4 separate regions of the Homo sapiens genome follow, and all the other regions are linked to region 4. The links are chromatin contacts, found by Hi-C in ENCODE. All regions are on one chromosome and are shown on one strand. The core of a region is the stretch at or near the end of the contact, and the rest is flanking DNA. Distances in the headings are between cores, read along the strand shown.

The links. A loop is a pair of places that touch in the nucleus more often than their neighbours do. Pooled maps may share reads with other maps.
Region 1: a loop to region 4 is called in a map of CD4-positive, alpha-beta T cell, with 5 times the contacts of the local background. The contact joins the promoter of P2RY8 here to the promoter of CD99 in region 4. A Hi-C loop is called at or near these places in 4 of 168 maps with a recorded cell type or tissue (CD4-positive, alpha-beta T cell, CD8-positive, alpha-beta T cell and naive thymus-derived CD4-positive, alpha-beta T cell), 7 of 37 single-sample maps with no recorded cell type and 14 of 50 pooled maps.
Region 2: a loop to region 4 is called in a map with no recorded cell type, with 6 times the contacts of the local background. The contact joins the promoter of IL3RA here to the promoter of CD99 in region 4. A Hi-C loop is called at or near these places in 7 of 37 single-sample maps with no recorded cell type and 6 of 50 pooled maps.
Region 3: a loop to region 4 is called in a map of CD8-positive, alpha-beta T cell, with 8 times the contacts of the local background. The contact joins the promoter of PRKX here to the promoter of CD99 in region 4. A Hi-C loop is called at or near these places in 2 of 168 maps with a recorded cell type or tissue (CD8-positive, alpha-beta T cell and naive thymus-derived CD4-positive, alpha-beta T cell), 8 of 37 single-sample maps with no recorded cell type and 13 of 50 pooled maps.

What each region holds. Positions count from the first base shown.
Region 1 is chrX:1,535,365-1,542,121 of GRCh38, forward strand. It overlaps P2RY8 (P2Y receptor family member 8), which reads right to left and starts at 1,821. Exons shown (of 2, transcript NM_178129.5): 1 at 1,557-1,821.
Region 2 is chrX:1,334,342-1,341,702 of GRCh38, forward strand. It overlaps IL3RA (interleukin 3 receptor subunit alpha), which reads left to right and starts at 2,444. Exons shown (of 12, transcript NM_002183.4): 1 at 2,444-2,585. LOC101928032 (a long non-coding RNA gene) reads right to left here. Exons shown (of 8, transcript XR_007068376.1): 7 at 7,257-7,361; 8 at 2,933-3,175.
Region 3 is chrX:3,712,262-3,719,981 of GRCh38, forward strand. PRKX (protein kinase cAMP-dependent X-linked catalytic subunit) reads right to left here and starts at 1,388. Exons shown (of 9, transcript NM_005044.5): 1 at 827-1,388. The coding sequence starts at 992. It also overlaps the pseudogene RPS27AP20. RefSeq lists enhancers at 12-321, 2,653-3,300 and silencers at 492-771, 812-941, 962-1,691.
Region 4 is chrX:2,687,853-2,695,113 of GRCh38, forward strand. It overlaps CD99 (CD99 molecule (Xg blood group)), which reads left to right and starts at 3,443. Exons shown (of 10, transcript NM_002414.5): 1 at 3,443-3,575. The coding sequence starts at 3,509.

The DNA of each region.
Region 1 (6,757 bases), core at 571-3,070, 1.2 Mb before region 4:
TTTAGTAGAGACGGGGTTTCACTATGTTGGCCAGGCTGGTCTCAAACCCCTGACCTCAAGTGATCCACCCACCTCGGCCTCCCAAAGTGCTGGGATTACAGGCGTCTGTCACCGCCGTAAACACAAAATATGCTACTATCTGGCGCTGCTTGCCAAAGTCAAGTGGGCTATGCAAGGAGGAACGGAACGGGAAGGAGAGATTGAACGGCGCAGTCAGGTGCACCTGCTTCCCCACGGGCTTCAGCTCCTCAGCGGTTTTCACTTAGGGCTCTCGCGCTTCAGACTTCTCATCCACGTTACGTAAAGATAACAACATGGGAAGAAACAACCACACACACACACACACACACAGACACACACACAGACACACACACACACACACACACAAACCCTTTTCTTTTTGGGAACAGAGCCACGTGACCATGGTTCCCCTTTATAGAAATGGGACCTAAAGCGCCACAGCAGGCCTTGTTGTGTGTGGCCTGAAATTCCCAGAGCAGCTCCCTCTGCCTTTTCTCAGCTTTTTAGGGGACAGATCTGACAAGACCCAAGGAATTGGGGTTTCTAAGCGGACCTGTACAAATGAGGTCTGAGGTGGCCGTGAGACCCGGGTCTGGGGTCTCCCTGGCACCGAGGGGGTGACGAGGGGCCACCGTGCTCATCCAGGCACCCATAGGGCTTTAAAACCCGTTTAATTTATGCTTACTCTTCCATTATTGGAACGCTAAGCATTTGGGAGTTATTTATATCCCACGGCTCAAGGTCATCGCCAAGGTCTCATTGCAAACATTGAAAAAACTGCAATCTCAGGCGTAAATGGGTTACGTGCAGCAGCCGCAGCTGCTTACCCTCTCTAAGGTTAACCTCAAGAGAGGCGCATTTCATGGAATGAGTTTTTTTTTGTTTTTTTTTTTCTAAACAGAGTCTCGCTCTGTCGCCCAGGCTGGAGTGCAGTGGCGTGATCTCTGCTCACTGCAAGCTCCACCTCCAGGGATCATGCCATTCTCCTGCCTCAGCCTCCCGAGTAGCTGGGACCGCAGGCGCCCACCACCAAGCCCAGCTAATTTTTGTATTTTTAGTAGAGACGGGGTTTCACCGTGTTAGCCAGGATGGTCTCGAACTCCTGACCTCAGATGATCCACCCACCTCGGTCCCCCAAAGTGCTGGGATTACAGGCACCTGCCACCACGCCTGGCTAATTTTTGTATTTTTAGTAGAGACGGGGTTTCACCGTGTTAGCCAGGATGGTCTCGAACTCCTGACCTCGTGATCCGCCCACCTCGGCCTCTGAAAGTTCATGGAATGAGTTATTAAAGGAAGGGTGGCTTGCAGCCCTGGAAAATTTGAGCATTTCTCCCCTAAGTGACGAAGCGGCTGTGCAAAGTCTTCCTCCCAGGAAATTTGCACTCCTGGTCTGCTCTAGCGTGAGGAGAACACGCCTCATGGAGTTTGCACCGTCTTCCCCCATGTTCTCACCGTACACGGACCCTCCCAGCGACCCTGTCTTCTCCCTTGACAGTGCAGGACAAGCATAAAAGTCCAGCTCGGCGGCTCACCTGTGCAGAAGCAGCGGCAGAAGTAGCAGGTGAGAGCTCAGAGGGTCTCCAGGTAACAGGATGCAACGCTTAAGTCGACGGCCGTGCCTCAGAGCCCGGGACTCGGGGGGCCAGCCACCAGCTTGCAAGCCGTGGTCACTCAAAGTGCTTGAGAAGGTGTTCGTGGGCGGCAGACGGCTGCCCTTCCAGTTCCATCTGTCCAGCAACCTTGCAAAGGCGGCCGCTTCGCTGGGTGGCCCACCGGCTGGCACGACTGTCTCCGAATGCAAATTCTGCAAACTCCACCTCCCAGCGCACCACCACGGTTGCGACTCAGGCTTAGGTGGAAAGGAAGTGTGTTGTGACATTTCCTCTGTAACTGTCTGAACACTCATGTGCAGGGCTGAGCCCACTGGAGTAACGTCGCTGTGTCTCTGGGCAGCACCGTTAACCGCCCACCTCCCTATCACTGGCTCGCAGGGGGCCCTACTCTTAAGAGAACCCTGAGAGTGAGGAAAAGAGGGAGAATGATTTTTCTAAATTTTGTAACCAGCAGTGAAGAGCCGTGGCATGCTCCAGAACCGATTCCTGTTTCTTCTGAAATAACAAAACAAAACAAAGAAAGAACAGAACACGTTTCCTTTTAGACTCTAAAGCTGTGCTCATTGCGACATCTCTTGGTACACAGCCAGACTGTGACAAGCGAACAGACCTTGGGCACTGATCATTCCGGCTCTCACAGTTGGTCACGGGCGCTGCAGGCTCATATCCTCAACATCCCATGGGGGATCGGCCAGTTTCAGGAATGAGAACCAGGTTTCCGAGCTCTGGTATCCTTGCTTGTGAGGAGCAACGGTTGGTTCTTGTCACTCGTGGGAGGAGGTTGAGAGGGAAGGATCTGTCACTGAGAAAGAATGAATGAATATTGAACCACTGCTCAGGGAAAAGACATGGTAGAATCAATCCCTCAAGCCAGGCTGGGTGTGGTGGCTCACGCCTGTAGTCCCAGCACTTTGGGAGGCCAAGGCGGGTGGATCACTTCAGGTCAGGAGTTTGAGACCAGCCTGGCCAACATGGCGAAATCCCGTCCCTACTAAAAACACAAAAATTAGCTGGGTGTGGTGGTGGACACCTGTAGTCCCAGCTACTGGGGAGGCTGAGGCAGGAGAATCACTTGAACCTGGGAGGTGGAGGTTGCAGTGAGCCAAGATCAGGCCATTGCACTCCAGTCTGGGTGACAGTGAGACTGTCCCAAAAAACAAACAAACAAACAAAAAGACCAGGCCTGCTGGCTCACGCCTATAATCCCAGCACTTTGGGAGGCCAAGGCGGGTGGATCACTTGAGGTCAGGAGTTCGAGACCAGCCTGGCCAACATAGCGAAATCCCGTCCCTACTAAAAATACAAAAATTAGCTGGGCATGGTGGTGGATGCCTGTAATCCTAGCTACTGGGGAGGCTGAGGCAGGAGAATCACTTGAACCCGGGAGCTGGAGGTTGCAGTGAGCCAAGATCAGGCCATTGCACTCCAGCCTGGGTAACAGAGTGAGACTGTCTCAAAAAAAAAAAAAAAGTCGAGGCCTGGTGGCTCACACCTGTATTCCCAGCACTTTGAGGTGCCAAGGTGGGCCGGATCACTTGAGGTCAGGAGTTCGAGACCAGCCTGGCCAACATAGCGAAACCTGTCCCTTAAAAATACAAAAATTAGCTAGGCGTGGTGGTGGACGCCTGTAATCCCAGCTACTGGGGAGGCTGAGGCAGGAGAAGCATGTGAACCTAGGAGGTGGAGGTGGCAGTGAGCCCAGATTGGGCCATTGTACCCCAGCCTGGGTGACAGAGTGAGACTGTCTCAAAAAAAAAAAAAAAAAAAGGCCAGGCCTGGTGGCTCACGCCTATAATCCCAGCACTTTGGGAGGCCAAGGCGGGTGGATCACTTGAGATCAGCAGTTCAAGACTAGCCTGGCCAACATGGCGAAACCCTGTCTCTACTAAAAATACAAAAATTAGCTGGGTGTGATGGTGGGGGCCTGTAGTTCCAGCTACTGGGGAGGCTGAGGCAAGAGAATGACTTGAACCAGAGAGGCAGAGGTTGCAGAGAGCCGAGATCATGCCACTGCACTCCAGCCTGGGCAACAGAGAGAGACCCTGTCTCAAAAAAAAAAAAAAAAAAAATCAAAAGAATCCTTCAGGCCCCTGGTCACAGTGTTTTCTTCAACAGATCAATAAGTAGCTTTATATTATGTGTGTTTCTGTTTGAAAACACCTTATTAAGGAAATCGTTCTGTAAAAGGACATCCACACTCACAGTTCATCACAGCACTATTCACCATAGCAAAGACACAGAGTCAACCCAGGTGCTTATCCACCATGCATCGGATAAAGAAAATAGGGTACGTGACCGGCGGGTGCAGAGGCTCACGCCTGTAATCCCAGCAGTCTGGGAGGCCGAGGCAGGTGGATCACCTGAGGTCAGGAGTTCGAGACCAGACTGGTCAACATGGAGAAACCCCCTCTCTACTAAAAATACAAAAAATAATCTTGGCGTGGTGAAAGACACCTGTAATCCCAGCTATTTGGGAGACTGAGTCAGGAGGATCGCTTGAACCCGGGAGGCGGAGGTTGCAGTGAGCCGAGATCATGCCGCTGCACCCCAGCCTGGGCAACAAGAGCGAAACTCTGTCTCAAAAAATAAATAAATAAACAAATAAAAATAAAAAATAATAAAATGGGGTACATAGACACCATGGAATAGTACAAAGCTGTGAAAAAGAATGAAATCATGTCCTTTGCAGCAACTTGGATCCAGCCGGAGGCCATTCTCCAAAGTAAATTAATACAGAGACAGAAAGCCAAATACCGCATGTTCTCACTTATAAGCAGGAGGTAAACACAGGGTACTCATGGACATAAAGATGGGAACAACAGGCCAGGCGTGGTGGCTCATGCCTGTAATCCCAGCACTGTGGGAGGCCGAGGTGGGTGGATCACCTGAGGTGAGGAGTTTGAGACCAGCCTGACCAACATGATGAAACCCTGTCTGTACTAAAAACACAAAAATTAGCTGGGCATGGTCACAGACACCTGTAATCTCAGCTACTCGGGAGGCTGAGGCAGGAGAATCGCTTGAACCCGGGAAGAGGAGGTTGCAGTCGCTACTAAAAGTACAAAAATTACTCGAGCATGGTGGCACATGCCTGTAATCCCAGCTACTCAGGAGGCTGAGGCAGGAGAATCGCTTGAACCCTGGAGGTGGAGGTTGCAGTGAGCCAAGATCGCACCACTGCACTCCAGCCTGGGCAACAGGAGTGAAAATTCTGTCTCAAAAAAAAAAAAAAAGATGGGAAGAAGAGGCGTTACAGACTCCTAGAGTGGGGAGGGAGGGAGATGAAGGGCTGAAAAACTACCTACTGGGTGCTAAACTCAGTAGCTAGGTCATGAGATCATTCATACCCAAAATCTCAGCATCACACAAGATACCCTTGTAACAAACCTGCACATGTACCCCCGGAATCTAAAATAAAGTAAAGGCTGGGCACAGTGGCTCATGCCTATAATCCCAGGACTTTGGGAGGCCGAGGTGGGCGGATCACCTGAGGTCAGGAGTTCAAGACCAGCCTGGCCAACATGGTGAAATACTGTCTGTACTAAAAATACAAAAATTAGCCGGGTATGGTCACAGACACCTGTAATCTCAGCTACTAGAGAGGCTAAGGCAGGAGAATCGCTTGAACCCGGGAAGTGGAGGTTGCAGTCTCTACCAAAAATACAAAAATTAACCAGGCGTGGTGGCATATGCCTGTAGTCTCAGCAACTCGGAACGCTGAGGCAGGAGAATTGCTTGAACCCGGGAGGCAGAGATTGCAGTGAGCCGAGATCATGCCACTGCACTCCAGCCTGGGCGTCAGAGTGAGACTCTGTCTCAAAAAAAAAAAAAAAAAAAAAAAAAAAAAAGGAAAGAAAATCAAAGGCAGAGTCTATTCATCAGTTTGTGAAGTGTTTGTCTTCAGGATTACAGTGGTCCCTCCTTCTTCATGGTAGACGTGGTCCATAAAGTCGGAGCAAACGCTGAGTTAACAAATACAAACCGTCCTGCAAAAAGTCCACACTTAGACGCCTGTAGCTTTTGTACCTCTGGTCCCCAAATTTTTCACAGCTGATCCATACATAACCTTATTTTACGTGTGTTTCTGTTTAAAAAGCCGTATGGAGTCGATATTGTGGACGCAGTCACATTGAACTCACAGCCAACGGCATTATAATTCATGCCTGGGCAAAGCGTCTCTAACACACCTATTTTCTCCAGAAGACGCGCTGCAGTCTTCATGGGCTTACGGATGCTAGGCAGCTTTGCAGCTTCTGGGGCTTTTGAAACAGAAATCGCCAACAAAATGCACAAAAATGTAAAAATACCTGGCACTCAGTATACCCCCAAAAGGATGAGCTGATCCCGGAAGGCCCCCATTTTTCACCACTGTGTATCTGTTTTTGAACGTTTGCAAAATCGTCATGAGTCTTGGTTTTGGGGTTCCAAATAAATGTTAGTGTGTGGAGGAATTCACAGATATAGAAGTCGAGAATAATTTGCATTTCTTTCTTTATTCAGTCTGTCTCACTCAGGCTGGAGTGCAGTGGTGCGATCATAATTCACTGTAGCCTCCAACTCCTGGCCTCAAGCAATCCTCCTTCCTCAGCCTCCTGAGTAGCTGGGACTATGGGAGCATACTCTGCCACACCTGGCTAATTTTTTTTTTTTTTTTGAGACAGAGTCTCACTCTGTCGCCCAGGCTGGAGTACAGTGGCACAATCTTGGCTCACTGCAACCTCCATCTCCAGGGTTCTAGCCATTCTCCTGTCTCAGCCTCTGGAGTAGCTGGGATTACAGGCATGCACTACCACGCCCAGCTAATTTTTTTTATTTTTAGTAGACACGTAGTTTCACCATGTTGATCAGGTTGGTCTTGAACTCCTGACCTCAGGTGATCCACCCGCCTCGGCCTCCCAAAGTGCTGGGATTACAGGTGTGAGCCATCTTGCCTGGCCGCACCTGGCTAATTTAAAAAAAAAATTTTTTTGTGGAGTCCGGGCGTAATGGCTTATGCCTGTAATCTCAGCACTTTGGGAGGCCAAGGCAGGTGGATCATGAGGTCAGGAGATCAAGACCATCCTGGCTAACACGGTGAAACCCCATCTCTACTAAAAAATACAAAAAATTAGCCGGGCGTG
Region 2 (7,361 bases), core at 1,194-3,693, 1.4 Mb before region 4:
CATGAGTTGACATCACATTTACAACCCCATCATTTCAAACTTCCTTTTCTGGGTGTGGTGACGGGCACCTGTCATCCCAGCTACTCGGGAGGCTGAGGCAGGAGAATCGCTTGAACCTGGGAGGCTCAGGTTGCGGAGAGCTGAGATCGCGCCACTGCACTCCAGCCTGGGTGATAGAGCAAGACTCCATCTCAGAAAAAAAAAAAAAAAAAAAAAAAAAAGATATCTTAGTGGTCAGGTGCGGTGGCTCACGCCTGTCATCCCACCACTTTGGGAGGCCAACGAGGGTGGATCACCTGAGGTCAGGAGTTCGAGACCATCTGGCCAACATGGTGAAACCCCGTCTCTAGTAAAAATTTAAAAATTAGCCGGGCGTGGTGGCAGGTGCCCGTAATCCCAGCTACTTGGGAGGCCGAGGCAGGAGAATCGCTTGAACCTGGGGCAGAGGTTGCAGGGAGCCGAGATCGCACCATTGCACTCCAGCCTGGATGACAGAGCAAGCAAAGCGAGACTCCGTCTCAAAGAAAAAAAAAAAAAAAAACAGGAGCCGGGCTGCAAGGTGGAGGCTCTGGGGAAGGGCTGAGGTTGGGGTGGAATTTGGGAAGGGTGCCGAGAACCAGAGAAGAGTTGATACATTCAGAGGGAAGGGAAGGGCTGTCTGGGAGTGCGCGTGCTGAGTAAACAGAAATAACAGATTTCAGCGTTGGAAAGAGAAGCCCGGGACAGGTTGGTGAGTGCCCCATTCAGGGCTGGACTTTACTAAGGGTTTTTGTTTGTTTGTTTTCTGTTGAGACAGAGTTTGCTCTTGTCACCAGGCTGGAGTGCAGTGGTGTGATCTCGGCTCACTGTGACCTCCGCCTGCCGGGTTTAAGTGATTCTCCTGCCTCAGCCTTGGGAGAAGCTGGGATTACAGGCACCTGCCACCACGCCTGGCTAATTTTTAAATTTTTACTAGAGACGGGGTTTCACCATGTTGTCCAGGCTGATCTTGAACTCCTGCCCTCAGGTGATCTACCCGCCTCAGCCTCCCAAAGTGCTGGGATGACAGGTGCGAGCCACCGCGCCTGACCACTAAGATTTTTTTTTTTTTTTTTGAGACGGAGTCTCGTTCTATTTCCCAGGCTGGAGTGCAGTGGCGCCATCCTGGCTCACTGTAACCTCCGCCTCCCAGGTTCAAATGATTCTCCTGCCTCAGCCTCCGGAGAAGCTGGGATTATAGGCACCCACCACCACGCCTGGCTAACTTTTTTCTTTTTACTAGAGACGGGGTTTCACCATGTTGGTCAGAATGGTCTCGAACTCCTGACCTCAGGGTGATCCACCCTCCTCGGCCTCCCAAAGTGCTGGGATGACAGGTGTGAACCACCGCACCTGACCACTAAGATATCTTTTTTTTTTTTTTTTTGAGACGGAGTCTTGCTCTATCACCCAGGCTGGAGGGCACTGGCGCCATCCTGGCTCACTGTAACCTCTCTCCCAGGTTCAAACTATTCTCCTGCCTCAGCCTCCAGAGAAGCTGGGATTACAGGCACCTGCCACCACGCCTGGCTAATTTTTAAATTTTTACTAGAGACGGGCTTCCACCATGTTGGCCAGATGGTCTCAAACTCCTGACCTCAGGTGATCCGCCCTCATCGGCCTCCCAAAGTGCTGGGATGACAGGTGTGAGCCACCACCCCTGACCACTAAGATATCTTTTTTTTTTTTTTGAGACCGAGTCTTGCTCTGTCGCCCAGGCTGGAGTGCAGTGGCGCGATCTCGGTTCACTGTAACCTCCTCCGCCTCCCAGGTTCAAGCGATTCTCCTGTCTCAGCCTCCCGAGTAGCTGGGATTACAGGTGCTCACCACCACGCTGGGCTAATTTTTGTATTTTTAATAGAGACGGGGTTTCACCATGTTGGCCAGGCTGGTCTCAATCTCTTGACCTCAAGTGATCTGCCCGCCTCGGCCTCCCAAAGTGCTGGGATGACAGGCGTGAGCCACCGCACCCGGCCACTAACATATCTTTAATAAGATCTGTCATCTGAGACCGGGGGCCACCTCCCTGTCTGGGTGCTGTTTCCCACGAGACAGGGAGGAAACACAGGCAGGAGCCCCTGGACACCAGCGTTCACGCCTCCAAGGCTGAATTTACTATGTCAGGAAGTTGCCCAACCCTGCCTGTATAGCCAGCAAGAATTCTAATTATAGCAAACAGAAACACTTGCAGAAAAAAAAAAAAATGAGAACGGGAACATGATAATTTTCAAAGAAAGAGTCTTTCTTTCAAGGAAAGTCAGGTTCATGGTTACGAAGCTGCTGACCCCAGGATCCCAGCCCGTGGGAGAGAAGGGGGTCTCTGACAGCCCCCACCCCTCCCCACTGCCAGATCCTTATTGGGTCTGAGTTTCAGGGGTGGGGCCCCAGCTGGAGGTTATAAAACAGCTCAATCGGGGAGTACAACCTTCGGTTTCTCTTCGGGGAAAGCTGCTTTCAGCGCACACGGGAAGATATCAGAAACATCCTAGGATCAGGACACCCCAGATCTTCTCAACTGGAACCACGAAGGCTGTTTCTTCCACACAGTACTTTGATCTCCATTTAAGGTAAGGTCCCCCCTCCAGGGTGGGATGAGGGAAAAAGAGGGCAGGCAGGGGAGGCGGTGGACTGTGGGTTCCCAAATCCAAGCTGGCAGACACGGGGCATTGGCATGTAACAGGTTTCTGCTGAGACCTGCTGTCCGTGTGGGCACCACACCACACATAGAATGACCCGGTACCAGAGAAGTATGTTTGCGATCTCATTCACCCTTTTGTAAGTGGATCGGACGCTGAAGCCATCATAGCATGTTAGATGCCTTGGGTTTATAAAGGTGATAGCATTAGGAGTAATTTGACAGTGCTTTCTGCTTTTTCTGTGTGCTTGCTAGAAAATGTACACACCTACACATGGCTAGAGTTCTCTGTTTATTAGAAAGCGCTGGTTCAGTTAGTCAATGAGCTCACGCCCAGGGCGAGCTGACTGCCAGCCGGGGAGCCGCTTTTGGGGCTGGGACCCCAGCCTGCTTGTAGTGTTTCTCAGTGGTTTTCAAAGGCTGGCGGGACTCAGAATGTTCCAGATGGCTGGTGAAACCTCAGGTCCCTCCTAGCAGCTTTATTCACAGTAGCCAAGAGGTGGAGACAGCCCTCGTACCCATCTATAGATGAATGGAAAAATATAATGTCCATCCACACAGTGGAATATTACGCAGCCATGAAAAGGAACAAGCAGCTTTATTCACAATAGCCAAGAGGTGGAGACAGCCCTCATACCCATCTATAGACGAATGGATAAATATAATGTGGTCCAGCCACACGGTGGAATATTACACAGCCATGAAAAGGAACAAGCAGCTTTATTCACAATAGCCAAGAGGTGGAGACAGCCCTCATACCCATCTATAGACGAATGGATAAATATAATGTGGTCCAGCCACACAGTGGAATATTACACAGCCATGAAAAGGAACAAGCAGCTTTATTCACAATAGCCAAGAGGTGGAGACAGCCCTCATACCCATCTATAGATGAATGGAGAAATATAATGTGGTCCAGCCACACAGTGGAATATTATACAGCCATGAAAAGGAACAAGCAGCTTTATTCACAATAGCCAAGAGGTGGAGACAGCCCTCGTACCCATCTATAGATGAATGGAGAAATATAATGTGGTCCAGACACACAGTGGAATATTATACAGCCATGAAAAGGAACAAGCAGCTTTATTCACAATAGCCAAGAGGTGGAGACAGCCCTCATACCCCCATCTATAGATGAAGGGAGAAATATAATGTCCATCCACACAGTGGAATATTACACAGCCATGAAAAGGAACAAGCAGCTTTATTCACAATAGCCAAGAGGTGGAGACAGCCCTCATACCCATCTATAGATGAATGGAAAAATATAATGTCCATCCACACAGTGGAATATTACACAGCCATGAAAAGGAACAAGCAGCTTTATTCACAATAGCCAAGAGGTGGAGACAGCCCTCATACCCCATCTATAGATGAATGGAGAAATATAATGTGGTCCAGCCACACGGTGGAATATTACACAGCCATGAAAAGGAATAAGCAGCTTTATTCACACTAGCCAAGAGGTGGAGAGAGTCCTCATACCCATCTATAGATGAATGGAGAAATATAATGTGGTCCAGCCACACGGTGGAATATTACACAGCCATGAAAAGGAACGAGGCTCTGCCACAGGTGGCAATGTGGGTGAATGCTGAGGACATCATGCTTCCTGAGAGAGGCCAGATACAAAAAGATACATAGTGTCTGTATGATTCCATTTATTCCCTATGTCCAGATACAGGCAAATCCACAGAGACAGAAAGTGGATGAGTGGTTGCCACAGGCTGGGGAAGAGGAAGGACGGGTCTTTAATGGGTCTGGAGTCTCCTTTTGGGGTCGTGACAATGTTCTAGAAGATAGAAGTGGTGGTTTTTTTTGAGACAGAGTCTCGCTCTGTCGCCCAGGCTGGAGTGCAGTGGCGCGATCTCAGCTCACTGCAACCTCCACCTCCCGGGTTCAAGCAATTCTCCTGCCTCAGCCTCCTGAGTAGCTGGGACTACAGGCACCCGCAACTACGCCTGGCTAATTTTTGTATGTTTAGTAGAGACTTTGTATGTTTAGTAGAGTAGTAGAGATTTTGTATGTTTAGTATGTTTTGTATGTTGGTCAGGCTGGTCTCGAACTCCTGACCTCAAGCAATCCACCCCCCTCAGCCTCCCAAAGTGCTGGGATTATAGGCGTGAGCCACCGCGCCTGGCCAATGAAAATATTAATCAATAAATGTTAAGAGCACAGATTTCCCAACGTTCTGACTCAGGCATCTTCCTGGACCACAGCCCCTACAGGCAAGTGTGACTGTGTGTGGTGAGCCCATGAGCTGAACACAGGCTCTGTCCGAAAGGAGACTCTAGAGATTGCCTGTTGCCTTGGAGGTGGGCTGCGGTCCCTCTGCCCAGGCAGGAAGGGGCTCCGAGGCCTCTGGAACCTCATTTTACCTTTTCCCTGCTGCCCTCAGTCCCGTCCCCAGCCTCAAGGGGCTCAGCTTTTTCCAGGCTCACCCCTTCCATTTATAATTTGGAGACAAGCAAGGTCCACTGACGCTAACGCCATTTGGTTCTTTAAAAGATGTTAGGCCGGGCGCGGTGGCTCACGCCTGTCATCCCAGCACTTTGGGAGGCCAAGGCGGGTGGATCATGAGGTCAGGAGTTCGAGACCAGCCTGACCAACATGGTGAAACACCATCTCTACTAAAAATAGAAAAATTAGCTGGGTGTGGTGGCGGACACCGGTAATCCCATCTACTGGGGAGGCTGAGGCAGGAGAATCGCTTGAACGTGGGAGGTGGAGGTTGCAGTGAACCAAGATCGCGCCACTGCACTCCGGCCTGGACAACAAGAGTGAGACTCCATCTCAGAAAAAACAAAACAAAACAAAACAAAAAACCAGAAAAGACAGCTGCCACCCCAGAGCACAGTGTAGGAGAGCCAGCCTTTCTGGGATGCGGCAGAAAGTTCCAGTGCAGGAGGCTGAGGTCCTGTACCCCCTTGTTACGGTAACTGCAGCCACTTAGGAATTTCCGTGTGTTGATTTCATCATTGTAATTATACTTCCTTCCACTGCTTTGTCATCTGAGCTTCCTGGTGTGCCGCAGAGGATGTGTTTTCCTGGTTTGTGGATACAGCTCGAGCCAAGAACGGGCTAAACCCCCAGGGCAGCAACTCTTTCTTTTCTTTTCTTTTTTTTTTTTTTTTTTGAGACGGAGTCTCGCTCTGTCGTCCAGGCTGGAGTGCAGTGGCGCCATCTCGGCTCACTGCAAGCTCCACCTCCCGGGTTCAACTGATTGTCCTGCCTCAGCCTCCCGAGTAGCTGGGATTATAGGCACACTCCACCACGCCTGGCTAATTTTTGTATTTTTAGTAGAGACGGGGTTTCACCATGTTAGCCAGGCTGGTCTTGAACTCCTGACCTCGGGCAATCTGCCCACCTCTGCTTCCCAAAGTGCTGGGATTACTGGCATGAGCCACTGCACCCAGCCGGCAGGGCTTCTTTCAAAAGGGAACGGCTGACACACACACAGATGCATGCACATACATGCACACATACACACTGATGCAAACACATTTGTACACATACATTCACACATGCATGCACATAAATATGCACTTCTAGGCACATGCATGCACACATACAGACTCATGCATGTATATTTGTGTATGCACATATATTTATGCACATGTGTGTACACGTGGAATGCATGCACAGATACATATGCATTCAAACACAAAGACTGTGTGTACCTGCATGCATGAAAACACACAAACACAGCCGGGCACGGTGGCTCACACCTGTAATCTCAGCACTTGGCGAGGAAAAGGCGGGCGGATCACCTGAGGCAGGAGTCCGAGACCAGCCTGGCCAACATGGTCAAATCTCTACTAAAAAATACAAAAAGTGGGCTGGACGCGGTGGCTGACGCCTGTCATCCCAGCACTTTGGGAGGCTGAGGTGGGTGGATCACCTGAGGTCAGGAGTTCGAGACCAGCCTGGCCAACACGGTGAAACCCCGTCTCTGCTAAAAATACAAAAATTAGCCGGACATGGTGGTGGGTGCCTATAATCCCAGCTACTCGGGAGGCTGAGGCAGGACAATCGGTTGAACCTGGGAGGCGGAGGTTGCAGTGAGCCCAGATCACGCCATTGCACTCCAGCCTGGGCAACAAGAGCAAAACTCTGTCACAAAAAATAAATAAATAAATAAATAATACAAAAATTAGCCAGGCATGGTGGCGAGTGCCTGTAATCCCAGCTACTCAGGAGGCTGAGGCAGGAGAGTCGCTTGAACCTGGGAGGCAGAGGTTGCAATGAGCCGAGATCATGCCACTGCACTCCAGCCTGGACGACAAGGGCGAGTCTCCATCAGGAAAAAAAAAAAAAGAAAACACACAAACACTTATGTGTGCACACAGATACACACGGGCACAAAAATGTACACACGTGCAAGCACACACACACACAGACACATGTACACAGTACCCGTGTGTGCACAGGCATGCATGCAGTCCTGCAAATGTGCAAACAGACATGGCTACATAGAGGCATGCACACATATAGACCCATGTACACACACACGAATATTCGTGCACACATGTAGAAGCACACTCTGATGTGCATGCATGTGCAAAGGCGCATTTGCACACAGACACATATGCACACTCACCACCGCTTTCCCTCCAGAAGCAGCTCCTTCTGCTGTGAGCACCAGGCTCTGGAAGGGGCAAGCATCCTTCATTACCCGCAACCCAGTTTCACAGCCAGTCCCCGC
Region 3 (7,720 bases), core at 138-2,637, 1.0 Mb after region 4:
CGGAGTCCCTAAGTGGCACAGGCGGGCCGATGACAACTGTTTAAATCCAGCGCCCACGTTCAGTTGGGATATTCTGACCCACTCAGGGCTGCTCCATAAAGCAGCGCGTGTCCGGATGCAAGAGCACCGAGAACTCGAAACCTCTCTGTCAAGCTGCCCATTCGGGGTTAAGTTCAAAGACAGAGGACAAAGGAAACGGATAAAGCGTCCGATACAAGAATTACCCATTTCAGAGGCACAAGACGAAGAGCACAGGCGGTGTCAGGACATGTTAGGATCCGTCCCCAGCGCTGCCGTCCTCGTCCCCACAGCGCCCCGGGACACCTGTCCCCCACAGCCCAGCTGCTCCTGCAGCCCCTGGAGAAATCTGTACATTCCCTGCCTCTGGGCACACAGGGAGGCTGGCCTAGGGGAGGCCTGCAGGGGTCTTCGCACCCCGCGCCAGTGTCCCTGGGGCCGCTGCCAGGGAGGGAGCACGAGGTCCCCCAGGCGAGGTGACCCGCAGGAGGTTTTGTGACGTCGGACGGCCCAGGCCCCAGAGTGCTGTGTGTGCTGGGGGTGGAGGGTGGTCTCCGAGAGGAGCCGTCGGCATTTCAGGTTAGGCACCCGGCCGGTCGGGGGTACTTGCCTGGGCTGGGGGGCTGGGGAGTGCGCTCCACCCGGGAAGACCCGGGGCGCAGGTGCAGCCCCGCACGGGGACTCCGAGCCGAAGTAGCGGGTCAGGGCCCTCCCCAGGAGGTCGGCACCCAGGGCCCTTTGTCCTACTACAACGTCCCGGCCACGCCGCGCGCCCCTGTGGGCCGAGTCCCCGCCCGCACTCACTCACCCACGGTGGCCAGCGTGTCAAAGTCCTGCAGGCTGTACACAGGCGGCTCCGGCGACAGCGCCTCAGGGCTGGGGCAGAGCGCGGGCGCCCCGTCGGGGGTCTCCTCCGCCACCTTGCGGGAGTCGCTCTCCGCCGCGGCCGCCTGGGCCAGCCCGGGCGCCTCCATGGGGACGCACTCAGGTCCGGGGCACCGGGCCAGGCCGGAGCGCTCGGGGAGCCGGGCTTCCCGGGACGCAGCCTCGGAGGGCGGCGCGGCGGCGGCATCAACAGAGGCTCCCCATGCGCGCTCTCGCCTCCTGGTGCGCGGTCCGGCGCGGCTGACGGAGCGACGGGGACAATGGCTGGGCGGCGCTCACGGCACAAGCAGCAACGGCCCCGAGTGGGAGCAGCCGCCGGCCTCGGGGGGCGGGCACCGAGTGCGGGACGACTGCGGGGAAGGCGGGGGCCGCGGCCCGGGCTGGGGGGGGCGAGGCGGGGGCCCTGCGCATTCCGGGTCTCGCGCCCGCCGCCTCCTCCAGCTCGGTAGCCGCGTGCGCGCTGTTGGGGCGGGCGGAAGCCGCCTGGGCGTGACCGCGCCTCTCCCCGCCCTAACCCGGCCGCGGGGCTGGGGGCGTCGCCTTCGCGCGCGCTCCGCCCCCGCCCCGACCCAGCCCAGGAGCCGGAGACCCGGGCGTGCGGCGCTGGGGAGGTGCCCACGCCCCCTCCGCGCCCGGGGCACCCCTGGGGTGGGACCCAGGCTGACTTCTCCTCGGGGACGCACTGGCGGGCCACCCGCGTCGCTGCACCCAAGCCCGGAAGATGGGGAGGCGAGGGGGCCCGGGGACAGGGAGGGCGTAGCTCAGCAGAAGTGAAGTTCAAAACTAAAAAGTGAAACTGGCGTTTGGTGAAGAGAGGGGCTCGGATTAGCCCGGCTAATTTTTGTATTTTCTCAGTAGAGACAGGGTTTCACCATGTTGGCCAGGCTGGTCTGGAACTCCTGAGCACAAGTGAACCGCCTGCCTCGTTCTCCCAAAGTGCTGGGACTACAGGTATAAGCCACCACGCCCAGCCTCTGATTGGCTTTAAGTCATAGAAAATAGGATTGCTCAGCTGGCAATCTGCATACAGATCCCCTCTGCCCTCCCCCCAAAAAGTTCAGTACTCCTGCGGGTGCTTGTTTGGGACCTGAGAGAATTTGGAATGAGGGCGGATCCCCAAGAGGGGCTGCCGGGTCTTCGGGATGAGTTCAGCGTCCTGGTTTTGCTGTAGGACTCTGGTGATTCTAGATTTCTACTTGGAAGGGGCGGGGAAGGGCGGGCTCGACCCTGTGCGTTTCTTTGCAGCTTCCTGTGGATCTAGAATTCTTTACAAATAAACATTCCTTTAAAAAACTAGGGAAAGACAGATTTGAGAGATCGCCCGACCAAATGTAGTGCGTGAAACTTGATTGGTCACTGTTTCAAACACCCCGGCGACAACCCTATAAAGAATTGTGCAGAGGCATTTCAATTTCAGAAACCCCAAAGATTTTTTTTTCCTGGCTTAAGTGTGGCTCAGGCAATAGTTGGACATACTTATATTTAAAACCCATATCCGTGTGGATTTGAAATGCAAATATAGCTAGATATTTGGTCACCCCTTTCCCCAGGGAAATGCAGACAGTGCTTAACTTGCGGGCCTGGCACGGCCTGGACGCTGCGCCCCTGACCCGCGACCAGGGCGGCCCAGGCTGCCGGTTCGCCGACCACAGTTTGAGCAGCAAGGGGTCAAACTGCAAACGCCTTTGTTTTGAGGGATCTCAGCGATTCTGCGATTGGAGGGGGTCTCCAGTCCCTCAGTCCGCAGGTCAGGGGGGCTTTCCGAGAGCCAAAGCGGCCTCTAAGTCAGAACGGACACATTTTTAGGGGGACCAGGCCGAGCCATCCTTCCACAGCTAACGGGGAGGGGGAGTCAGGAAGTCTGAACCTGGCTCAGGCTTTGGATTTCTGGCCCCTGGCTGCCAGCCTCGCCCAGCCTCCACCTGCATTTTGTGGGTGGCATTTCCCCCCGGGGGTGACACCCGCTCCCTATGCTCTGCAAAATCCTGAGCTGGAATGCAAAACATATGCGACACCAGCAGGCCCCTGCCATCCCCTGAGCCTGGTTAGGACAGGTCACGGCCCTGCCAAGCTTCACCAGCAAGCCGCGCAATCCCTTGATCCTGGTTAGGACAGGAAACGGCCCTGCCAAGCCCTGCCTGGCCGAGGGGTTCAGGGCCAGCAAGGAACGCGCACTCAGGAAAAGTTCGTGTCTCCCCGCGGAACGCGCGCCCTCTCCACTAGGGCCTGACCTTGGAAATGCAAGGCTGCGGCCTCATAAAGTCCTTTTAATCAAGGCCCGGGTTTCACACCCAATTAAGCAGATGTCCTTGCCTGCAAATTGCACGCAGGAAGAAGAACGTGGCACAGATTTGCAGCGTTAAACTCTGCTTGAGCTGCTGGTTGGTCTGATTCCACCGAACCCACCCTGAACTTGACCGCATAGCTACCTCTTCTTATAAATAGACCCTGCACGTTTCACAACACCTTGCTTGACAAAACAGCTTTCATCTGGAAGGATCATAAAAATCCTTGAGAAACCACAGCCTATTACTTGAGAGACAAAAAAGGAAAATCCCTGTGAGTTAGGCATGGAAGGGTCATTACCGCCTTAATGAAGTGGCATTAATTTGCGGTGGAGTCAGGAATTGCTGAACTCTGCCATTCGGAAGGAATAAGTCCCTGACCCTAAACCAGAATGAGCTATAAATTCAATACAATGATAGGTGCAGGTGTTGTTAAATATGAGAAGAATCAAAATTGTACCATCTGGCTTAGCACAGAGACTCACACCTGTGATCTCAGCACTTTGGGAGGCATGGGGGTTCGAGACCAGCCTGGGCAACATTGGAACCCACCCCCCCATCTCTACCAAAAATAATTTTTTAAACTAGCCACGTGTGGTGGTGCACACTTATAATCCCAGCACAGAGGCAAAGGCACGAGGATGCCTTGAGCCCAGGAGGTCAAGGCTGCAGTGAGCTATGACTGCACCACTGCCCTCCAGCCTGGGCAACAGAGTGAGATCCTAACTAAAAAAAAAAAAATCATACAATCTCTGAAGGGAGCTGAACACTCTTTAAGCATGTATACTGTATGTGTGTGTTTGTGTATGTATGTGTGTATATATAATGTATATATAGCCATTCCATATATTATATATACTGAATTAAATATGTTATATATTTGTGTATATGTATGTGTACATAAGTATGCATATATATGATATATAATATATTTTGCATAAATGATATATAAAATATATATTTCTATATATGGTGATATAAAATCTTTTTTCTAATTTTATTTTTTATTTTTTCATTTTTATATATTGAGGAGGTACAAATGCAGACTTTCTGTTTTTCAGTAATTTTGCTTAAGATAATGGCCTCCATTTCCTTCCACGTTGCTGCAAAAGACATTATTTCATTCTTTTTTATGGAATCATAGTATTCCATGGTGTGTGTATATATATGTTTGTGTATGTGTGTGGGATTACAGGTGCCCGCCACCACGCCTGGCTAATTTTTGTATTTTTTGTAGAGACGGGGTTTCACCATGTTGGTCAGGCTGGTCTCAAACTCCTGACCTCGTGATCTGTCCGCCTCGGCCTCCCAAAGTGCTGGGATTATGGGCTTGAGCCACCGCACCCGGCCAACTTTACAATTTATATATATAATTTGCATATATATAACTTATATAAATATATATTCTAGTATATTTTATATAATATATATTCTAGTGTGTGTGTATATACGTGAAGTGTTTAGCCACCTTCGCAGACATATACACACACACATATATATATTCTGAGTTAAACATATATAATATATAAAATATATGTATGTATATGTGTGTGTATATATATGTGTATATGTGTTTGTGTGTATATATATGTGTGTATATATGTGTGTGTGTATATATATATTTATGTTGCAACTTATTGACCTAAACATATGCTTCAGCTTCCCTTTCACTGCCATCTGCGGTGAAGCTGCCACCAAACTGCAGATTTTCGTGAAAACCCTAAGGGGGAAGACCATCACCCTTGAGGTTGAACCCTCAGATGCGATAGAAAATGTAAAGGCCAAGATCCAGGATAAGGAAGGAATTCCTCCTGATCAGCAAAGACTGATCTTTGCTGGCAAGCAACTGGAAGATGGACGTACTTTGTCTGACTGCAACATTCAAAAGGAGCCTACTCTTCATCTTTTGCTGAGACTTTGTGGTGTTGCTAAGAAAAGGAAGAAGTCTTACCCCACTCCCAAGAAGAATAAGCACAAGAGAAAGAAGGTGAAGCTGGATGTCCTGAAATGTTATAAGGTGGATGAGAATGACAAAATTAGTGCCCTTCTGACGAATGTGGAGCTGGAGTGTTTCTGGTAAGCCACTTTGACAGACATTATTGCGGCAAATGTTGTCTGACTTACTGCTTCAACAAACCAGAAGACAAGTAACTGTGTATGAGTTAATAAAAGACATGAACTAAAAACAAACAAACAAACAACAACAACAACAAAAACCATAGCTTCAGAAACACACAGTGCCTCCATACTTTGTTATTTGACCAAGTGTAAGAGGTCTTCCCAGGGCATCTGGAAAGGGGTCCTCCAAGCAATACAGTGATCAATTCCTGTTTAGACCACGCCAGGAATGGAAACTCTATCATTTCCTGAGGATATATCCACCTATGATTTGGTCTTAGAAGGCAGGAAGGGAATTCTGATAAACGTTTAGTTACAGCAATACAGTTTCAAATTTTAGTACTCAGATATCACCATAATTACGGTAATGCCCTTGGTTGCGTGCCTACTGCGTCCCAGGAATAGAATCCGTCTTTTCTCATGCTCAACATAGTTCATTCTCGTTTTCTCAGATGAGCCATTTATTGGGGCTTGAGTATTTTCATGCATTATCGAGTCATCCCCAATGCCTAGCATGTTCCTTACAAGGACTGATTCACTGTTGGTAGCTTTGCAATCTTCTCTTCTCATTTTTTCCTTGTCACAGGACGGTACCATCATGGGTTAGTTTTGGCTTTACATGTTAGGACTTCACTATAGCCTAGGAGTTGGCTACATTCCAGTACAATCTTCAGTACTTCTGCCTCTGCTGATGGGCCGGGCCCATTGTGACTAATTGAAGATGATGAAATTGATTTTATAAATGTATGTAAAACCACGGTTATCAGAGATCTGCTGTGGTCTTAGCCCAGCTGAATCACCATCATTCCCAGTCTTAGAAGCCACCTTTTTGCCATTTTTCAGGGCCTGATTCTCTAGAGACATAATGTCCAATGGGATTGGGCACGGTGGCTTACGCCTGTAATCCCAGCACTTTGGGAGGCCGACGTGGGTGGATCACTTGAGGTCAGGAGTTCGAGACCCAGCCTGATCAACATGATGAAACCTCATCTGTATTAAAAAGACAAAATTAGCCAGGCGTGGTAGTGCATGCCTACAATCCCAGGTACTTGGGAGGCTGAGGCAGGAGAATTGCTTGAACCTGGGAGGCAGGCGAGTGAATGAGATCATGTTGCAGTGAGCTGAGATGACGCCATTGCACTCCAGCCTGGGCAACAAGAGCAAAACTCTGTCTAAAAAACAATAATAATAATAACAATAATAATAATGTCCAAAGGGACGCCTTTTAAAAACAGCTGAAACTTGGCCGGGTGCGGTGGCTCATGCCTGTAATCCCAGCACTCTGGGAGATCAAGGCGGGCGGATCACAAGGTCAGGAGATCGAGACCATCCTAGCTAACACGGTGAAACCCCGTCTCTACTAAAAATACAAAGAAATTAGCCAGGCATGGTGGCGGGTGCCTGTAATTCCAGCTACTCGGGAGGCTGAGGCAGGAGATTCGCTTGAACCTGGGAGGCGGAGGTTGCAGTGAGCTGAGATCGCATCACTGCACTCTATCCTGGGCCACAGTGCAAGACTCCGTCTCAAAAAAAAAAAAAAAAGAAATGTCCTCTTGGATTTCTTGAGGCTGTGAGTTTGAGACTAGCCTGGCAGACATGATGAGACTCTGTCTCTACAAAAAAAATTAAACATTAGCCCAGCCTGGTGGTGCATGCCTGTAGTCACAGCTACTTGGGAGGCTGAGATGGGAGGATCACTTGGGCCCAGGAGGTAGAGGTTGTGTGAGCTATGATTGTGCTACTAGCCTGGGCAACAGAGTGAGACTCTGTCGCAAAAACAAACAAACAAACAAACAAGATCATGTCCTTTACAGGGACATGGGTGGAGCTAGAGGCCATTATCCTTAGCAAACTAACACAGGAAGAGAAAAACAAATACAGCATGTTCTCACTTATCAGTGGGAGCTAAATGATGAGAACACATGGACACATAGAGGGGAACAACACATACTGGGGCATTTTGGAGAGTGAAGGGTGGGAGGAGGGAGAGGATCAGGAATGATAACTAAGGGTCACTAGGTTTAATACCTGGGTGGTGAAATTATCTGTACAACAAACCTCCGTGACACAAGTGTACTTATGTGACAAACCTGCACATGTACCTCTGAACTTAAAAGCTAAAAGAAAACAAGACAAAACAAACCAAAACCAACTTTTGAAAAAATGAAAAATTATAGGACTTCTGAGTGAAATGAAATTTTCCACATGTGTATTATACTCAGTTCCCAAGTTAGAGGGTCTTGAATTCTCAATGGGTTTATAGGGATTAATTCATCCCTGGGTGGCCAAATATTATAGTTGGACAGAACGTCATTTAGTTAAAATTCACAACATAAAACCCTAAGCCACTCTTTCTACAAACTAAGTTTTAAAAATCTGCAAACGTAGAATGCAATCAAAGCGATTTTGTTCAT
Region 4 (7,261 bases), core at 2,193-4,692:
GGGGATAGCTCAAGACCATTTGACCCAGCAATCCCATTACTAGGTATATACCCAAACGATTATAAATCATTCTACTATAAAGACACATGCACACGTATGTTTTTGCAGCACTAGTCACAATAGCAAAGACTTGGAACCAACCCAAATGTCCATCAATAATAGACTGGATAAAGAAAATGTGGCACATATACACCATGGAATATACGCAGCCATAAAAAAGGATGAGTTCATGTCCTTTGCAGGGACACGGATGAAGCTGGAAACCATCATTCTCAGCAAACTATCACAGGAACAGAAAACCAAACACCGCATGTTCTCACTTATAAGTGGGAGTTGAACAATGAGAACACATGGACACAGGGAGGGGAACATCACACACCAGGGCCTGTTGGGGGGTGGGGTGCAATGGGAGAGAGAGCATTAGGAGAAATACCTAATGTAGATGATGGGTTGATGGGTGCAGCAAACCACTATGGCGTGTGTATACCTATGTAACAAAACTGCACGTTCTGCACATGTACCCCAGAACTTTTTTTTTTTTTTTTTGAGACGGAGTCTTGCTCAGTCGCCCAGGCTGGAGTGCAGTGCCACGATCTCGGCTCACTGCAAGCTCTGCCTCCCGGGTTCACGCCATTCTTCTGCCTCAGTCTCCTGAGTAGCTGGGACTACAGGCGCCCGCCACCACGCCCGGCTAATTTTTTTTTGTATTTTTAGTAGAGATGGGGTTTCACCATGTTAGCCAGGATGGTCTCAATCTCCTGACCTCGTGATCCACCTGCCTCGGCCTTCCAAAGTGCTGGGATTACAGGCGTGAGCCACCGCGCCCAGCCTGTACCCCAGAACTTAAAGTATAATAATAACAATAATAAAAAGACAGGTGTTATCTCAGAGCCCCTGACTCAGTCGGCTGGGCAGCAAGTATGCCAGCCCAGGAATGGGCCAATAGATGAGGCAGGGCTTTGTAAACCAAAAATAAAATTCTTTAAGAGGCTGGAGTGGGTGGATCACTTGAGGTCAGGAGTTCCAGACTAGCCTGGCCAACATGGCGAAACCCCATCTCTACTAAAAATATAAAAATTAGCCAGGCGTGGTAGCAGGTGCCTGTAATCCCAGCTACTCAGGAGGCTGAGGCAGGAGAATCGTTTGAACCTGGGAGGTGGAGGTTGCAGTTAGTTGAGATGGTGCCACAGCACTCTAGCCTGGCCGAGAGAGTAAGACTCCGTCTCAAAAACTAAATAAATTAATAAAATAAAATAAAATTCTAAGCCCCCACCGCCCCCCACCTTCAAAACATCTGAATGGACTTCTTCCTCAGCCAGAGCTCTTTAAAAATTTAACCTGAGAGAGTGTTTCAAGCCGTGACGGGAAGCAGGGGTTGAACATGCCTCCCGGTGCCTCTCCGGCGTTAACATCCACACAGCCTTTAAGTTTGAGAAGAAACATTTTACAACCTCTTCTCTCTGACCCTAGCACCGGAAGGGTTCCTGTTCAAATAAGAACTTGAGTCTTCACAATTCTTTATCTTAACCCAGACATTCTTTTCTATTGATCCCAGGACTTTAAAGAAACCCAAGCAATTGCCAATCAGAAAATTCTAAAATCTACCTATAAGCTGGAAGCCTCCTGCTTTGGGTTGTCCCGCCTTTCTGGACAAAACCAATGTGTCTCTTAAATTTCATTGATGTCTCATGCCTCCCTAAAACGTATAACACCAAGCTGCACCCCGACCACCTTGAGGACACGTTCTCGGGACCTCCTGAGGGCTGTGTCATGGGCCATGGTCACTCATATTTGGCTCAGAATAAATCTCTTCAAATATGTTAGAGTTGGACTCCTTTCTCTTTTTTTCTTTTTTCTTTCTTTTTTTTTGAGACGGAGTCTCGCTCTGTCACCCAGGCTGGAGTGCAGTGGCCTGATCTTGGCTCACTGCAACCTCCATCTCCCCGGTTCAAGCGATTCTCTTGCCTCGGCCTCCTGAGTAGCTGGGACTACAGGTGCACACCACCACACGCGTCTAATTTTGTATTTTAGAAGAGACAGGGTTTCACCTTGTTGGTCAGGCTGGTCTCCAATTCCTGACCTCAGGTGATCCACCCGCCTCGGTCTCCCAAAGCGCTGGGATTCCAGGCGTGAGCCACCGCGCCCGGCCTAGTTTGACTCTTTTCGTGGACAGTTTGAAGTGTGGAATGCAAGAATATTCAGGGTTATTTGTCAGGCTGCAAAGTTGTTCCACTACCCTGCGGGAAAATGGATACAATTTTAGGCTTAGGTGTTAACAGATAACATTGTTAAGTGTGGGAAGGGCGACAACTGCACTGCAGCTGTGGCCAGTGGCGCGGGAGGGTGTCTAAACTCAAAGCCCACTGGAAGGCGAGTCGCCCATGACCAGGACTAGGGCCCAGGTGCCCCAGATAGAAGGCACCTCGTTCCCTATTGCCCCTCACTAACTCCCGTGACCAGGAGTCCCCACTCCCAACCTTGTCCTGGGGATTCTGGGGAGAAACTGCCCCAGCGCAGAGGCTACTCCAAGGGTTGTCCTTGGTCCGGCGCAAAGGGTTCGTCCGCCACCCTCCCGGCTGCGCACCCCGCGCTCGGACGCTCTAGAAAGGACTTGGGACGGGGGTTGCCTGTGGAGCGGGGGCCTAGGCTTCCTGAGCAGGGAGAGGATTGCACTTTGCTCCCCTTGGGGAACTCCCTGAGGTGAGCAGCGGGGAGGGGCCCCCATACTTTTCCCAGCAGGGGAGCCGGGAGTTTCCTCTGCTCCCACTGCAGAGCAGGGGAGGGTCCCTGCTAGGGGCGGAGAAGGGGCTGCAGGGGCGAGTGGGGAGGGGGGCTACACGTTTCCAAGAAGGGCGGCAGTTTCGTGTCGCTACAGTTGCAGGCGTGCATTTAGGAGGCTGTAGACAGGGAGGGACCCGCACTTTCCCGAGCAGGGGAGCTGCTGGGAAAGTTTGTTTTTTTGCTCCCACTGGAGACCAGGGGGTGAGGGGCGGAGAAGTGGCTGCAGGGGCGAGTGGGGAGAGGGGGCTCTATGTTTCCAAGAAGGGCGGCAGTTTTGTGCCACTACAGTTAAGGGCCGCCCTCGGGCGTGCATTCAGAGGGCTGTAAACCGGGAGGGACCCGCACTTTCCCGAGAACGTTGTAGTTCACTTTGCTTCGGGTCGGCGCCGCCCTGGCTACGGCCCTGTGGGTGGGTGAGGGGGCGTGGGCAGTTTCCTGAGAAGGGGCGGGGCGTGTACCGTACTCCCCTCGGCGCTGCCTGGGCCACCCCCGCCCGCCTACCCCCTCTGTCTCCTCCCCGGGCCCGGCGTTCCCGCCCCTTCTGTGCGCGCGTGGAGGCCGGGGCGGGGCGGGCGCAGCCGGCGCTGAGCTTGCAGGGCCGCTCCCCTCACCCGCCCCCTTCGAGTCCCCGGGCTTCGCCCCACCCGGCCCGTGGGGGAGTATCTGTCCTGCCGCCTTCGCCCACGCCCTGCACTCCGGGACCGTCCCTGCGCGCTCTGGGCGCACCATGGCCCGCGGGGCTGCGCTGGCGCTGCTGCTCTTCGGCCTGCTGGGTGTTCTGGTCGCCGCCCCGGGTGAGCGAGCGGAGGGATCCGGGTTGGGGGACGCGGAGGGCGCGGGCCGGGACTGGGGATCCGCTTGAGATGCGGCGTTGGGGGCGCCCCGCGGGGACACCCGGAGCCTCCTCCCTGCCCGGCAGGACGCGCTGTGCCCACGGGGGCCCAGGCCCGGAGGAGGCGCCCACTTTCTCCCCAACGCTTTTCCTGGAGCCGTTCCAGAGAGAAAAGTCAGCGTTTGTTGTCGGAGTTGCAAACTCTTACATGTGGGGCGGCCTTGGGAGAGGTGCGTCCGATTTTTCCCAATCTAGGGGACCTTCTTACAGATCTCTCTCCCTTTGCATGAGCCCCTCACCCCACCCCGTTATCTACCCCCAGGGTTTGGGGACCTGCGTCTTCAGGCCGCGCGCGGAGGCCGCCCTGGAGTTGCCTGTCACAGCCACGCCCTGCGTCCCGGGCCTAAATTTGGAATCGCTAGGAGCCTGAGACCCGGGTGGTGGGGGGAAGGGAAGGAAAAGTTAGAAAAAAACTTTGAGCCCTGAAAATGTTCAAAAATACTCTGTGGATGCGGGCTCCGGGAATTTCAGCGCGTGCTGTGCGCCAAGCAACACGGGGCGCAGAAAGAAACGTGTGCTTACCAAATTGTCCATCTGCGGCGGTGGAGAATTCGGAAAACAGAAAAAGTGGGCAGGGAAGAAAGAGCCACGGTCACCCTCCCACGCCCTAAACCGGGCCTATTTCTAATTATTACTTTAATCATGTTTTTCTGTTTCCCTCCCTTTGAAACGGAAACGGAGACCCTGCCGGATGTGGTATGTTATAAATTCTTTTTTCATGTTATAAATTCTTTTTTCAATGGTCAGTGCATTTTTTGCTCTTCGTATGGGCAGGCTTTTAAGTAGACCGGCTTGCGGGCAGTGTGGACTTCAGGACGGGCCTTATCAGGGCTGGACGTATTTAGGAAGGAGACGCGGGAACGCCCGGCCCTGGGGAGGACGGAGGAGGCCCGATTTGTGTTGATAGGATCTAGCTCAGCCTAGAGCTGCGGTGACTAGGCCGGGTCTCTATTTTTAGGGAGGAGTTGCTAATGGATTTACACCCTCTTTAAAGGGGTCCCGGGTATCCTAGAAATTGTGCTTTCACTTGGTAGAGATTAGAGATAATGAAGCCTGCTCCGTAGAGGAAAACTTGGAGGACTTTCCAGCCTGCAGGGGAGGTTCCAAGCAGAGCTTCCTGTTTCTCCCTTTTCTTCCTAAATGTCCTTCTTGCGGGCAACCTGTCACCACGGACGGGATGGCTCTGTAGGGTTTTATCAGCTGCATTTGTTCCCCAGGCACCTGCAGATGAACGGGTTTTTCACTTGTCTCTCTGCGAATGCATTCCTTCATCCTTCATGCCTGCCTTCCTTCTTTTGCACCTACTGTGGGCTTGGGGTCAGGGAAATATATCCAAGGGAGTGCTGGTGGCCTAAGAATTCAGTTTCCTGGAGAACAGAGGCATCTGAACAGGCAGACGGGAGACAGGGCCACAGGGACCTTTATAGTTCCATCACGAAATAACTCAGGGGTTCCCAGTGGTAAATCTTGGTGAGGGGCTTGGCTGGATTTTGAAGCCCTAGGGACAGATTTGCCGGCTGGTCTGGCGTTCCAGGTCATTGGAGCAGAGTGAGTGGAAAGCCTTATATTCTCTAAGCCCCAAACAAGTCGTTGCACAGTTTTTTTGTTTTTGTTGGTGGTGGTGGTTTTTTTTTTTTGGACGGAGTTTCACTCTGTCACCAGTCTGGAGTGTAGTGGCACGATGTCGGCTCATTGGCGTTGCACAGTTTTTAAACCCACAGCAGTGTTCATCTGGAACTCCTGATTTTGGAAGCAGACTGGGCTTAGGAACTCCAGCTGCTGATGCTTTGAGTAAAGGGAAGAGTACCTGTCTATGGGGTGGGTGGGTAGGGAAGAGCAGTGGGATAGGGGCATAACAGGGGCCAACCTATCCTTCCAATTGCAGAGGAGGGCCTGGCCGTCAGCACTGATGGATCTCCTTGAGGGACGCTTCTCACCCCTTCTTTGCAGTCTGACCCTGCTAGAGATGGAGACAGAAACAGCCTGTCCCAATAATATTAATACACGTTTCATCGGGAAAGTTGACTTTTGAGTTGGTGATGCTCAGAACACACTTTCTTATAGCAACGTGCATCAGGCTGCAAAACCCCGTTGAGCCTGAAGTAGGTTCTCAGACTGGTGCTGATAGCTCTGGCCTGATCTCAGAGTGTTGGGGACCCTGTGTTCCTTGGTTCCTTCATAAATTCTCAGGGGTACAGGTGGGATGTGGTGAGGGATGGATGGACAGAGGGAGGTGTATAGAGGAAAAGAGGAGGCTTCAGCTTTGTAGAGAGCAGGATGTCCCCACAGGGCGACGTTGGCCCCGAGGAGACACTTTGTGATGGTTGCAGACATTTTTGGTTGCCACCCTGGGGTGGGACATCCCACCATCCTGCAATGGGTGGGGCAGCTTAGGGAAGCTGCTCAGAATCTTTCAAGGGCCAGGACGGCCTCCAGCACAAAGAATTCATCTGGTCCCAAATGCCAGTGGTGTTGAGGGTGGAAAACCCTGAGGAGGGCTTGGGAGTTGCATGTATGCGCTGATTCAGGGCTGCCCCTGCAGTTAGGAGCCTGCCGTCCCGACAGTAGAGTCGCACACATCCGATGCATCCCTGCTCTCTGGCAAAGGCTGATTTGCCCCACCCCCCGGGGCAACGGCACAGCGGCCTGTGCGGTTTGAAAAACTCCAAACATCTACGGAACCGACATCTCTTGAACAATACCAGGCCTCTTCAGGATTCCCTCGCCCCAGTAGAGCAAGTGTGGGCTTCGTTGTTTTTTTTTTTTTTTAACTCTCTCCAGAGCTCTTGTCTCCTGCCCCTGTGGGTGTGTGTGGAAGTTATTAGGAGAATGTTTCTGGGCAGAGGAAGTGGGTTTTATCATCCAGCGAGTTTGCCTTGATTTTCCATCAGCGCGTTTGGCTCTGGTAAAAGTTGATTGCTTTGCATTTAACTCCCTACTTTAGGCCGAGCACGGTGACTCAGGCCTGTAAATCCCAGCACTTTGAGAGGCCGAGGGCCGGTGGGTCACATGAGGCCAAGAGTTCGAGACCAGCCTGGCCAACATGGCAAAACCCCGACTCTACTAAAAATACAAAAATTAGCCGGGCGTGGTGGTGAGCGCCTATAATCCCAGCTACTCAGGAGGCTGAGGCAGGAAAATCACTTCAGCCCGGGAAGCAGAGGTTGCAGTGAGCTGAGATCGTGTCACCGCATTATGGCCTGGGTAACAGAGAGAGACTCAGTCTCAAAGAAAAAAAAAAACTTCCTGCTTTAGCTCTTTCTCCTTTCTCTGTGTATGAGACAGAGTTTTCATGTAAAGACAAATACATGTCTTTACACTTTGGAGATACTCAAGTAAATGATTGTTTGTCTGGAAATCATTTTTCTTCCTGAAGGTCCTATGGTGGGTACATGCTGTCATTTAGAAAGAAATGCAGCTCATACAATACTTTTCCCAATTCAGCATTTAGGAATCATGGCGGGATTTCATGGATACTGTCTGGAATGTTTTCGGACTCAGATATCTTCCCCCGGGGAAATAGACTTCTCAGTAGCCACGTGGACCTTGTGCTGGTTTTCAGTCCTGCTGAAAATGTTCTGAGCACTC